2 separate regions of the Mus musculus genome follow, and region 1 is linked to region 2. The links are chromatin loops, found by intact Hi-C in ENCODE. Cell type or tissue: left cerebral cortex. All regions are shown on one strand.

The links. Peaks named below come from ENCODE experiments on the same cell type or tissue, not always from the same donor. Only the 100,000 strongest peaks of a DNase experiment are listed, where the experiment ranks them.
Region 1: a loop joins it to region 2, with 2.1 times the contacts of the local background. A loop is called at or near these places in 10 of 42 quality-filtered maps.

Annotation. Positions count from the first base shown.
Region 1 is chr1:174,917,840-174,920,339 of GRCm38, forward strand. All of the region lies in intron 1 of Grem2 (gremlin 2, DAN family BMP antagonist), which reads right to left. Among named protein-coding and RNA genes, the nearest start is that of Grem2, 2.7 kb to the right of the region's middle. In left cerebral cortex, CTCF peaks have their summits at 604 (motif pointing left) and 1,339; DNase peaks (open chromatin) are centred at 629 and 1,347.
Region 2 is chr1:174,607,609-174,610,108 of GRCm38, forward strand. Fmn2 (formin 2) reads left to right here. Exons shown (of 18, transcript NM_019445.2): 5 at 774-2,344. Among named protein-coding and RNA genes, the nearest start is that of Fmn2, 110 kb to the left of the region's middle. In left cerebral cortex, no CTCF peak of the experiment used is centred here; a DNase peak (open chromatin) is centred at 1,340.

The DNA of each region.
Region 1 (2,500 bases), 310 kb after region 2:
TTAAGCATCTCTGGGCCTAGAGGTAGATACTTGATTCTTGGTTTGTTAGCATATCTTAGATTCTGCCTATCACTGAAGCAGCTCATTCCTCATCTCTCATTTTAGAAGCCCAGTTTTCAAAAGTATCACTGATTATGCAGAGGCCTTGAACTTACACTTGAGACACACAGTAATGGTTGGTTTTGCTGATGAAACAGCAACAAACAAACAAATAAAAAATATTATTCGTGGAGAAGCCTTAAGGAACACCAACCTTCCTTCTTCCCTCTTCCCTGTATTTAATTTCTCATTCTTTCATCTTCTAATAGTATAAAGACTGCTTGATTAGAGTCAACAAGTGAAGTTAGCGAAAAGAAACTGAAGCTGAGCTCCCTATTAAATAGTTGGTTGCTCTCCTTATTTCTGGCAACTCCAACTGTGAAGCAAAACTAGCAAAAAAAAAAAATCCCTCTGGGTGACATATCTCTTCTCTAGACTCTACACTGTGTTTTCTAGAAGGAAGAGAGTACATAGATTGAACAGGAATTTTGTAGGCATTGGGAAATTGGTACAAGCACATGAAGAAGCAGCATCATAGTTTTCAGAGTTTGCATGCTGCCCTCTTCTGGCTTCTATGTCCAGGCTTGTCAGCACATCAAAAACTGTTTATTTCAACCCCACACCTGTGTGTAGTATACCTGGGAACACAGAAAAGAGTGTTGAAAATATTCAGGACATCGCATCAAATCTATATCCTTGAAGCTAACCAGAGGAACTTGACTCATTTTCCCTCTGGCTCCTGGATTCCCATTTGAGGCTGTCCACCGTCACAGAGTCTCACTTCACATTCTTGTTGCGTGAGACATCTTATTCTCCACCCTCTTAACTCCCACACGGCTCTGGGACTCATCTCTACCAATTAGTGCCCCACCAAGGGCTGGGACTGTCAATGTGCTGGAGAGGCAAGGAGATTTTCCTACTAGAAGTCATGGTAGTGGCAAGTACGCCAAAGAGATAGGTTAGTGTTGCAACAAATGGTCTAAGGACCACATTTTTGTAGCCTGACATGTGATCAGGTTTGGTTTTATACATTATTAAGTCCATGTGTACAGTTCTTAGAGACAAGAGAGTTATGTGATAGGAGGAGAAGCAGGTAATTGAAGAAGCAGATGCCACCATCGATCAAATTTATAATTACATGTCTTCCTCTTCTACGCAATTCGTCTTACATGCTGGTCCTTTGTGCGACTGGTCAGAAGCCCAATATGGGGCACATTTTCTTGGGTTGGAATAATTCATTGCTGTTCTCCTAACTGCTTGAAAGAGTCTAACATAGTGCTCTTGCCTGCCACCTGGCATATTTGCTGTCATTGCACTGGAGCACAAACCTGGCTAACCCAGCCTGCAGTGTGCCCAAGAGACTGTGGTCTACCATGGTTTACTCTTGGACCAGGCAATACAATCATCTCATATCAGTAGAACCCAGGACCCAACTCAGGATTCAAAACCATTCTCTTGAATCAAAAGAGAGCTAAGGTGGAGATGTTTTAAAATATTTGAAGGCATGTGATTTGTTTAAATTATACCTTACATAGTTTGAGGAAATCTAGATCTCTGGCTGGCTATTGTAAGATGTAAAGAGAATGAGGATCGGAGTGCCTCTCTCCATAAAAATGATAAGCAAAAAACAGTGAATAACCAAAACGCGGTGTATGTATATGCCTAGACCCCCATCCAGATATAGACATGTATCTGAAAGCCACTCATATATCTCAGCCTATACAAAACGACTGTACTCTCACTTAGTCAATGCAATGTACCCAGCATGGCTTTGGAGTTGAATGGCAAGGAGAAATGAGTTATAGGATACTGACAAATACTCATGACAAAACTATCCAGGCTTGCAGGATGTCTCAGCGGCACCAGCCTGACGGCCTGGGTTTGCTTTCAAGATCCCAATATGGAAGGAGAGAAGTGGTTCCCTAAAGTTTTTCTATTAGCTCCTTACATGCGCACACTCACACACAGACACACACACACCAACAGTAATAATAATAACAATTATTATTATTATTAAGCTCTTGTAACTACAAATAGACTTAAGTTGGGTGAGTTGCATGCAATGACTAGTGAACATTTTACAATCAGTTTCTCAGAGGATGTTAAGGATGAGATATATTTCTCTACAGTACTAACATGTTCTTCCTTAAACATAGCATTTACCCAGCACATCTATTGCCTGTCAAGACTTTTTTAAAAAAATGTCCCATGTGATCACTCGCTTTGGTCAAAGGGCAAAAATGTGACATTTTCCTAACTCCACAGTAGAACGACGCATGCATTCTTCCTAATGACGAAAGAACACAGCCATCTGATTAAAAGAAAATGGGTCGACGTAAACGCTCCACGGTGATATGCAAAGTGAATAGCTTTCTTATAACTTCCTTATCTTGCTTGGGCAGGCACAAGATTTGGGATAAGGGCAGTGCTGGAACTCAGGAACCGGAGGGGGGATGAGCCA
Region 2 (2,500 bases):
ATCAATAGCAATAGCATAGTCAGGAAGGCAAAGATTTATCTTGTAGAATATTCTTCCCTGTTCAGGGGTACTATTCTAATTTTATTTCTGTTATTGTGATAAAATACTCTTACCACAATCGAGTCATTGGAACTATTCTAGTTTTATTTTTGTTATTGAGATAGAACACACTTACCAAGACCAAATCATCAGGGAGAAATAACATATGCCTTGTAATTTTGGGTTACAGTCCATTATCCAAGAGAACTCAAGGCAGAAACCTGAAGCAGCGAGTCAGGATGCACCCCCAGTTTGGAGCAGAACATCCATTCATTTCTCTCTTCTCTGCTAGCTTTCTTTACTTATCTACAGTTCAGGGCCCTATCAGGGTGGGTACTTCATCCCACATCCATGAAAGTAACCAAGGCAACCACACATAGACTTGTCCACCGGCTGACTTGATTTAGGTACTTCCTCTTTATCACTCTTTTCCCAGGTGATTCTAGGTTGTGATAAGTTGACATTTAAAACTAACCTTCAGTGTCACCCATCCTCGGTGGCATTGTATAAAGGTGAGACAGACAAAGATTTTAGGAGCCAATGGGAGTATGTCTGAACCACTTTAAAATCCAAGGGTAGAAAAGGGGGTACACCCTGAAATTACCGTAAAATCTTTCTGTGGCAGGATATTTCTGGAGGCAGTCCCAGTGTGACTTTGTGTAATTTTCCCATTCCTCTTTAGATATTTGTATTTTTCCACTGTCTTACTAATTGTGGCTGCCCTTGTCTCTTAGGAAGTTTTCGATGTGAAGTCTGAAGGACAGGCAACTGTAATTCAGCAACTGGAACAGACCATCGAGGATCTACGCACAAAAATAGCTGAGCTAGAGAAGCAATATCCAGCCCTGGACTTGGAGGGACCCAGAGGCCTCTCAGGACTTGAGAATGGATTGACAGCCTCTGCAGACGTCAGTCTAGATGCTCTTGTATTGCATGGGAAGGTTGCACAGCCTCCAAGGACTCTTGAGGCAAAATCAATACAGACTTCCCCAACAGAAGAAGGTAGAATCCTGACATTGCCACCTCCAAAGGCACCACCAGAGGGTCTTCTGGGGTCCCCTGCAGCTGCAAGTGGAGAGTCAGCCCTTCTAACCTCACCCTCTGGACCTCAGACAAAATTCTGTTCAGAGATTTCTCTGATTGTGTCTCCAAGGAGAATATCAGTACAGCTGGATGCCCAACAGATACAGAGTGCATCACAACTACCACCACCTCCTCCTCTCCTTGGGTCTGATAGTCAGGGACAGCCCTCCCAACCTTCTCTGCATACTGAGTCAGAAACCAGCCATGAACATTCTGTTTCCTCCTCCTTTGGAAACAACTGTAATGTCCCACCCGCACCACCTCTGCCTTGTACAGAGTCCTCCAGTTTCATGCCTGGCCTGGGCATGGCAATTCCCCCACCTCCCTGTCTCTCTGACATAACAGTGCCTGCTCTGCCCAGTCCTACAGCCCCAGCCCTACAATTTAGCAATCTACAGGGACCAGAAATGCTGCCAGCCCCTCCCCAACCTCCTCCTCTTCCTGGGCTAGGAGTACCCCCTCCTCCCCCTGCCCCTCCTCTCCCTGGAATGGGAATACCTCCCCCACCTCCTCTCCCTGGAATGGGAATACCTCCCCCACCTCCTCTCCCTGGAATGGGAATATCTCCCCTACCTCCTCTCCCTGGAATGGGAATACCTCCTCCCCCTCCTCTACCTGGAGTGGGCATACCCCCTCCTCCTCCTCTTCCTGGAGTGGGCATACCCCCTCCTCCTCCTCTTCCTGGAGTGGGAATACCCCCTCCTCCTCCTCTTCCTGGAGTGGGAATACCTCCTCCCCCTCCTTTACCTGGAGTGGGAATACCCCCTCCTCCTCCTCTTCCTGGAGTGGGCATACCCCCTCCTCCTCCTCTTCCTGGAGTGGGAATACCCCCACCCCCTCCACTTCCAGGAGTGGGAATACCCCCTCCCCCTCCTTTACCTGGATCAGGCATACCCCCTCCTCCTGCTCTACCTGGAGTTGCTATTCCTCCACCACCTCCTCTACCAGGTATGGGGGTTCCACCTCCCGCCCCACCTCCCCCTGGGGCAGGCATCCCCCCACCCCCACTGTTGCCTGGCTCAGGTCCTCCACACTCCTCACAAGTTGGGAGTAGCACTTTACCAGCAGCACCTCAAGGGTGTGGATTTCTTTTTCCTCCATTGCCCACTGGCTTGTTTGGATTAGGGATGAATCAGGACAGAGTGGCTAGGAAGCAGCTGATCGAGCCTTGCCGGCCAATGAAGCCTCTCTATTGGACAAGAATTCAACTCCATAGTAAAAGGTAACCCAAAAGCAAGCTTGGACCTTTGGTTTCTTTCCACCAGGGGACACTTACTGTAGAACTTCATGGGAAAGTATAATTAAATGAATTATATATACAACTATAAAACATGTAAGATTTTAACATCAGTGTTTCCTGGAGCAATTATTTAACCTT